Regions from separate parts of the Mus musculus genome. Here region 1 is linked to region 2. A link is a loop called in an ENCODE intact Hi-C map of the cell type or tissue named here. Cell type or tissue: heart. All regions are shown on one strand. Links, peaks and the distances in the headings refer to the core of each region. The heading gives the core; the rest is flanking DNA.

Region 1 (4,395 bases), core at 297-4,296, 53 kb before region 2:
TTCGGAGGCTAGACGCCGCCGCTTCAATTCCCCCCCCCCCCATCCCTAACGGCCCTTTTTAGGGCCAACCACAGTCTCTTCAGGAGAGCTGACACTGACTTGGGTTGTACAGGTAATAACCGTGGGTTTAGACTCGGTAAGGTAAAGACGCTAGTTTTCCTTGTGACTCAACGCTACTAGGTGTTCCGCTTTTAGAGCCATCCACTTAAGTTTCTATACCACGGCGGATAGATAGCATCCAGCAGGATAGCTCACACTGGGAATTTTAATTCCTACTTAGTGTGTGAGCTGGTTGTCAGGTCAAGAGACTGGCTAAGATTTTCTTTAGCTGTTTGGAGCAGAATTGCAATAAGGAGACCCTTTGGATGGGATGACCTATGTCCACACATCAAATGGCTATGTGGCTGTGTCCCTGTGTTTCCAATGAGTGGCTGTGCTTGACCGGATATTTGGTATTGTTTCTATGGCCCCACAACCCACCTTTTATCCTTCCTCATCTTCCCAAAAGATTTTCTTCAGGCCATGTTAGAAAGCTAGCTGCCTAGATGGAGGTCACGTAACCCTCTGCGCCAAAAGGCTACGTAAGAGAGACCGGGCGTTGTCCTGCTGCTGATTGGCTCAGTGGAAGAGTTAGGCGTATGGCCTCCTGCAGAATAAAGAGCTGGCAGCAGAAGCTTGGGCCGGACAGGCGGGAGACAAGCAGGGACAAGAACGGAACAGGGATTTAAAGAGACACGTGGTGGGACACAGTGGCAAGAAGTCGGTCGGGTTAGGTAGATGGGTTAGCTGAGGGACTGTCTCAGCAAACAGGCCAACAGCTTTATTGTATCCAGATGTCTCCGGTGTCTTTACAATTAAACACCAAGCAGGACCCCCAAAAGTCCTCGCAAAACTCCTCAGTTTAGGCATGGATCTAGGAAATAGTGGACTGGGATCGAAGCTCTGCTGGGATACAATTGCAACGACATTTTAATGTCCCATAACATAAGCAAGCCAGGTGGTGACAGCTATAATCCCAGCAAGTCAGGGAGGAAACAAGGGTTAGGGGTTCAAGGACCACTTCTGCATGGTTTGGGGGAAAGCCTGAACCACAAGACCCTGTCACAAACAAAACAACAAAACAAAGCAAGCAAGCAAACAAACAAAAAACCCCTTGAGGGTTGGAGAGGGGACTGAGAGGTCCTGAGCTCAAATCTCAGCAACCACATGGTGGCTCACCATCTCTAATAGGATCCGATGCCCTCTTCTGGTGTGACTGAAGAGAGAGGACCAGTGTATTCGTATACATAAAATAAAATCTTAAAAACAACAAAAAGAAAAGAATGTATAGTCAAACAAACAAACACAAAACCAAACCACCGTGAACAATAAGTGAGTGGAGGCACACTATATTATTTAGTGAAAGAAAATCTTAGAAGCCACTCAGGTGTGTGGTGTGTTGGGACCTGTTTAGAAAGAGACTTGCCAAAACATGTGTACCGTTGATCAGATGGTGCATTTTAATTTTGATAAGGCAAAAGCAAATTCTCAACATGGCCAAGAACGCAGTAAGCCATTCTCTATGTATGCATCTATATTCTGTAGCACGCTGATTTGGGTTGAACATGTTATTGGCTGTGGGCTTGTTTTTATTTTATTTTTGCTATTGCATATTAACCTTTTACTCAGGTGAGATGACGTGCAGCCTCTGCATTCCGTTTCACGATCACTTATGAAAATCCAACTTCCAATCGGAGAAGTTGGATTTTAGTGTATATCACCTCGGGTATACTGTGAGGATCACCATAGGAATATAGTTGTGTTGATCCACCTATAATTATTGTGGTTAAAGGAAATACATTTTAGATAACTATATGCAATTGTAAGAAGCATAACTCAGACCATGTTTAATGTGCTCTCCCCCAATGGTAATGTTTTACAAGACCGTATGAGGCAACCAGAAATTGTCTCTGGGAAGAGTCAAGATTCAGAAGCTGGCATCGGCCTTTGCTTATGAAGGAAGAGGGGAAACTGACTTACTAGAGAACACTAGAGTCCCTGGTGAGCCAAGCAACAACGTCCTGATTGGCTCTTTCAGCCAATGGGACCTTAATAGGGAAATTGGTGAAATGCAATGAGTTTCTCCTATTGTACCAATGTTCATTTATTTGGGTTAAAGGCAATGCGTTACATCAGGAGAATCTAAGGGAATGGGATAGAGAATCTCCTTTATTATTGGGATATTTTCTGTAGGCATAATTTTTTTGCAACCTACTTTTAATAAGGGTTCGATCTCTCTTCTAGCGACCACCCAGCAGAGGGAGTGGAAGAGAAAAGTTACTAGGATAAGTGGGAATGCTCAGCAATAGTTCTTTGGGGCAAGCTTGAACTTCTTGGGCAGCAGTTCAGTCCCATAGCAAACACCAAATAAGACTCAGCAGCTGTGGACCAGTCCTCTAGGCAGGCAGACACCAGGCACGAACCAGCAGCTACAGTCCAGTTCTCTCAGCAAGCAGACACCAGACAGCTGTAGTTCAATCCTGAAGAAACCACCAGGCTCTCCAACCTGCCTGAGGCGAGGCCGCTGAAGTGGCAAGCTGCCCAGGAACCTCATGAGCAGTGAGTGGGTGAGTTTCTCTCAATGTCTCACAAGGCGAACCAATATGTGTGTGTGTGTGTGTGTGTGTGTGTGTCTTTAGCGAAAAATACTGAGGCAGAGCAAACCAAACCAATGCTCAGTGCCTGTCTTCCACTGTTTGTGAGGTCACATTTATACTCCTTCATCAAGCATTCTTTCACATGTTCCCTGTATCCAAACATCCTTTCACCTCTGTCTGCTTCAGGAAAACAGTCTTTCATGTGTTTGCTTTAGCAAGACATTCTTTCACCTGTGTGCTCCCTCAAAACATCATTTGGCATAACTAACTTTCCAAAAAACTAGAAGTTTTCACTTCAACTTTTTTTCCCACTCTTTATTCTTTAAATTTTTCATGCATATATATATGTATATATATATATTATATGTATATGTATATATACATATACATATATATATATATATACATATATATATATATATATATATATATATATAGTATCTTGGCCATATCTACCCACTTCCCCTCAGACCAACCCCCATCTCCTCTCCCTCCCAACTTGATATCTTTTAATCATTCTTTCTTTTGAGGTGGGTGGTTGGGCAGCAGAAACGTTGACTAAGCTCTGGTTAGCAAATGGTTTGGGGCAGATGATCAAGGGAAGCTGGGTGTCTAGATCCCTGAGGAGGGATGGCATATGAAGAAGCGAACCTTGTCTGAGTTTGGAGATGGAAGATCTCAGAGGAGCAGGGTAGCCTTGGCAGCAAGTGAAAATAAGATCCCGAGAGAATCCATGAGACCTTTGAGGTGATGTAAAATTAACTTTTATTCTGATATAATTGTGGTTTGAGAGGTTTACTGCCTCTATCTGCTGACCTAGATCTACTCCTGGAAGCTTCTAGCTTCCATACAATCTAATCAAGGCCTAGAATGTTTTCAGTGTCTGAGACTTGCTGTTGAATAAGCTCACCTCTTCCTAATTCTTTCTGAACTTTGGCTGGCTAGTCCACTCAGCTGTTCTGGCTCTAACACCTCTCCAAGCTGACTGATTCAATCTGGATTCTCTCAGCCTCTGATTACTCTGCTTTGCCTCATATTAACTTTGGCAGTCTGTTCCAATCCTCTGGCTCCTCTCATTCTCTGGCTTGTTCTGTCTAGCTTGTTCTCTCTCTGCAACCTGTCTCTATACAATTATCCCAGTAAAACTGTCTCCTCTCTCTCTGCCCCACCCCTTAAGTAACTTCTCTCCCCTTTCTTCTCTCTTTCTGTAAGAGCTGGGCACATCCTATTCTGTCAAATCTTTCTCTCATTCACTACTTTGTCTGCCACATGACTTTCAAATTTAGCGTTTCCTTCTACAAACTAACTTTACCTATATTGTTTGAGATTAAAGGTATGTACTAAGGGTGTGTCTGTATTCCAGCCAGAGGGATTAAAGGTGTGTGCGAGGAAGGTCTAAGCCACACCATAACACAACCTCAGGGTTCACAGTGTGCTCAATTATCTTGCAACAGGGTGAAGCAGAGGATAGGTACCTACTGAGGGGGCTCACAGCCTCCAGATCACAGAGAAGCTGGAAAGTCTAAAGAGTACAGCCTGCCTGATGGGTGGGGAAGTTGAGTGGCTTTGGCATAGAAAGGAGTTTGACTGGAGGATTCTCTCAGGCTGTAGGGTAGGGAGGAGCAAGCCCTGCTTGGCAGCTTGGGAAACGAGGTCTCAGAGGAGTGGGCCTATGCACTGGAAAGGAGCGGACTGACCTGATTGGCTCAGGATGAGAAATTGTGGAGGAGTTTAGGGGTGGAAAGGAGTGAGGCTACGT
Region 2 (4,395 bases), core at 299-4,298:
CCTAAGAAAGAAAAGGAATCCCTCACTGAGAGTGAGGCACTCCAGCCCAGTAGTCAAAACTGTGGGAGGGAAGTTGCCTCCACACAGTTCTCATCTGTACAGATGTTTCAAACAAGAATATTGAAATAGTTATGAAGCATGCTATGTCTATATGTATGGCTTTTGAATGTGACCTTATTCCTTACCCAGATACAAATCTGAAAATCCAAAAGGTTCTGGACAAGACTCTTTAAAATAAGATTTTAAAACGTTGTTTGCAGTAAAGACACCTTAACTTCTCTGCATCCTACTGTGAAGATGTGATCAGCCGTGATCCTATTCATTACTTCCTAGGCCCCACTCTGTGATCTCCTACGAGTTCCTTAGCAACCGTGGAATCTAACCTCAGAAGACACCAAAGTCCCGCATGCATAAGGACACGGGCGTGAAACACTCTAGAGCTCCTGTCCACACCTGCGTGATGATTCCCACTCGGAAATCTCTGCCAATGCCCTTCCTCTGGACTCCAACTCCCCTTCATACTAGCACATCCTGAAATTCCTTTTTGTGGTGACGCGAAGCTCAGCTGAATCTGAAGGGGGCGCTCTGCAAGGAAGGCAGCCACTGCAAGAGGCCGCAGTGACCTGAGCCCGCTCTCCTGAGGTCATCCTTGCTCACGACTTTGCTCTCCAGCTGCTTCCTGGCTTCCTTGCTCATCTTTTATAATCCATTTTCCACGCTGCAGACAGTGAGCTTTGCAAAATGGAAATTCGAAGCCAAGTAAGTCCGTGTCTAAAAATTCAGCGTTGGATGGGATGCTGTCTTCATCCAAAATATCACTGGCTGATAAAGAACATGTTTGTTTGTTTTTTCCCAGTTCTAGACCAATACCAAATTGCTGACAAGCTTAGTGTCTGGTGAAGGTCAGTTTCTCATAGATGACACTGTCCAGATGTCTTTACTTTGCAAAAGGGCTGAAGGCGTGACTTTGCTTCCTCAAGCCCTTTTCTAAGGCACTAATTGATTCTGAGAGCAGCACCTTCACAGCCTCACCACTCCTAAAGCCCCACCTCTTAATGCCACTGCAGTAAGGACTGAGGGACAACATGGCTTTGGAAGACACAGTTGAAGCATGATAAATGCTAACTAAAGAGAGGACTGGGTAAACTGGATTACCAGCTGCACAGTAGACAGGCAGGGTATATGAACCTTTGCTATGTTCAGTGTATAGTGGTATTGTAGGACAATAGAGGATAGGTGAGTGTTTATATAGCAGTTAAGGGTCGAATCTTCTGTACCCAAAGGCTGGAGAGATGACTCAATAATTAAGAGCTAGTATTGTTCTTGCAGAGGACCTGGATTTAGTTCCCAGCACCCACATGGTAGCTCACAAGAGTCTGTAACTCCAGTTTCAGGGGATCCTCCAACTGCTGCAAGCCTCCTCAGGCACCAGGCATGCAGATGGTGCACTTATATATAGCTAGGCAAACACTCAGACACATAATTTTTTTTTAAATTGTAATTAACTGAAGTGATTCAGCAAAAGTAATTATTTTGTCATTATTAAACACACATTCAATGAGAGATACAAAACAATTCTAGCAAAATGTTGCCAGTGAAAAACAAGGATTGATGACTGGGACCTGTAATCCTGGCACTTCTAATGCAAGAGAGGTGGGACTCCACGAGCTCAAGGTCAGCCTGGTCTACACACTGAGTTCCAGGACAGTCAGGACTGCACAGTGTGACTGTCTCAAAAAATGAGATGTGTAAGGGGTGGGAGTGGGGGGACAAAAGGTCAGTGGAGCTAGGTAAAAGGTAGATACGTTGTCTGCTGTTATGCCAATACTGCAATTCTCCTGCACATCTTAGATGTCTCAGAGGCTAGGGAAGATGTCATTTTGTGTTAACTATCTTGAGTCCGACGATCAGTGTTATGGTTGTATAGCAAATTATATATAAACATATAAATTAAAATTGTATGACATCTAGGAAAAGTTTCCTCTTGTTGCATCTCTAACTAAAAGTAGCTTTCAGCTGCCACCTAGGGTCTGGAGAGAGAAAGTCATGTAAGAAAGTCATCCATAATTAGCAGGATCTGGCCCCTGCCTCTTCTGCCCACTCCCAATTGTTCCTCTGGTCAAGAAGATGAAATCTTTGTTGTAGGTGGAACCTTAATGTTCCAAGATACTCAAAACATGAATTACCCCAGCCATTCAACCACTTGGGCTGGGTGAGACACGTATACCCTTAGAAAGCCAAGCACATCCAGGCAGTGATAATGTGTGCCTTTAATCCAAGCACCGGGAGGCAAGTGGATCTCTGAGGCCAACCTGGTCTACAGAGCAAGTTCCAGGACAGCCAGGACTAGAACAGAAATCCTGTTTCAAAAAAGAAAGAAAGGAAGAGAGAGAGAAAGAAAAAAAGAAAGAAAGGAAGACAGGAAAGAAGAAAGGAAGGAAGGGAGAGAGGAAGAAAGAAAAAGAGAACAAGAAAGAAAATATATAAATAAATAAATCCAGGCTCGCCTTAAGCCTTCTTAGAGACATTATTGGAATAACTATCTCTTTAATGAGATATTCTTTCCTTCCCTTAATCCCCACTACACCCATACACACCAGGACAGTCCCTACAAACAGTCCAGAGGTTCTGTGTAAACATGACTGAAGTGGAAACTTAGGGGTTCTTTGGAAAGTCAGTTGTGCTGGATGTTGCTTTGCTAGGGTGGACACTGGTGAAAGGATGGTCTGCTAAAGCAAGCACGTGAAAGGTCACATGATGGAGGATTCTTCGCTAACGACAGAAATATATTGGTCTGCCTTAAGTAGTTGAGCTCCATTTGTTGGGACTCCATAGAGAGAAATGCACTTCTGATGGTGTGCTGCGGTTTCTTGTTGATTCTACAGATTGGAGTGACTGACAGAGTGATGTCAGCTGAGACAGATTCATACGCCGAGGCAAGACACTTGCTAAGGCAAGACCTGTGAGCACATGAGATGTCTAGAGGGAGTATAAAAAGGACTCGATGGACAGTGGCAGAGGCTGAGCTAGGCTTGCTTGCATAGCTAAGTGCTTCTTGGTCTTTGCTGAGAGAAGCACAGCTGAGAACTTTTCCTATTGGTCTTGGCACCCTCCTGCTGACTCCTGCTGAGGCTGCTGCTATCCAGACTGCGGAACTGGACTGCTGGTGTGTCCGTGAAGTGTTTGCTAGTGGATCAAGTTGCTACTGCTGACCTGTGAATTGAACTGCCGATTTCCAGACAACACAAAGTTGCTCCAAAGAACCTTTCCAAACAGGTCCGCTCCCCCTCAACCCCTATCCTTTCTTTTCCACTGCCTCTGGTGAGTGGTGGGCTAGAAGAGAGGTTTAAAGCATTTAAGAACTGTAGTGGCTATTCCTGGTTGTCAACTTGACAATATTTGGAATGAATTACAATCCGGAATTGGAAGGCTCACCAGTGACCCTTATCTGGAGGCTTGGAGATCCTTATCTGGATCTTGGTTTGAAGATCTTGAGCCACAGTGGCTATGAATTCCAGAAGATTGAATCTCCGAGTTTAAGGAACACACATTTAATCTGGGCTACGCCTTTCATCTGGGATTAAAGGTGTGGTGGAACACACCTTTAATCTGGGCTACACCTTCTGCTGGAGACAATATAAGGACATTGGAAGAAGGGAGTCTAGCTTCTTGCTCTTGCTCCTTCGCCTGCTTGCTGCGTGAGACTGAGTAACTGCTAGATCCTTGGACTTCCATTCACAGCTGCGACTGAACAATTGTTGGGAATTGGCTGCCGACTGTAAGTCATCAATAAATTCCTTTACTATCTAGAGACTATCTGTAAGTTCTGTGACTCTAGAGAACCCTGACTAATATAGAAGTTGGTACCAGGAGTGGTTCTAGAGTAACAGAAGTACAAGGATGAATCTTTTAAAATTCTGGAATTGGCTTGTTGATCCACCAGCACTTTCAACTATTGAAACCTCTCCAGATTCTCTCCCTCCTGGGAGCTCAGAGAATTTTGAAGACCCATGGTTGAAACTATATTCCGAACTTAAAGAAGCTAATGCCCTTGATTTTCTTAATGAATTAGGTGATTCAGTGCACAAAGCTTTCTACAAGATGGGGAAAAAATCGAAAAATGATTTTACTGGCTGGCTGCTCTTAGTATCTGTGGAAAAAATGATGAATGAAAGGAAGGAGTTGTGTGATAAAATCAAAAGGCTCCAGACACAAGTAAACGATCTAAAAGTTGCTAAGTGTGTCCTTGAGGAGAATCTTCTCTCTTGTAGCAATAGAGCTCAAGTTGCAGAAAATCAAACAGAAACTCTCATTGTAAGGTTGGCTGAACTACAGCGAAAATTCAAGTCTCAGCCTCAGAGTGTGTCGACAGTTAAAGTAAGGGCTCTAATTGGC

Evidence for each region. Peaks named below come from ENCODE experiments on the same cell type or tissue, not always from the same donor. Only the 100,000 strongest peaks of a DNase experiment are listed, where the experiment ranks them.
Region 1: it touches region 2 in a loop (2.3-fold over the local background); 2 of 42 quality-filtered maps call a loop at or near these places.

The regions. Positions count from the first base shown.
Region 1 is chr3:96,258,610-96,263,004 of GRCm38, reverse strand. It overlaps H4c14 (H4 clustered histone 14), which reads left to right. Exons shown (of 1, transcript NM_033596.3): 1 at 1-71. The coding sequence ends at 12. Among named protein-coding and RNA genes, the nearest start is that of H4c14, 2.5 kb to the left of the region's middle. In heart, for the core only: a CTCF peak has its summit at 1,223 (motif pointing left); DNase peaks (open chromatin) are centred at 624 and 2,564; H3K4me3 peaks cover 1,004 bases; H3K27ac peaks cover 1,350 bases.
Region 2 is chr3:96,205,650-96,210,044 of GRCm38, reverse strand. No RefSeq gene overlaps it. Among named protein-coding and RNA genes, the nearest start is that of Bola1, 10 kb to the right of the region's middle. In heart, for the core only: CTCF peaks have their summits at 575 (motif pointing right) and 2,028; no DNase peak of the experiment used is centred there; H3K27me3 peaks cover 634 bases.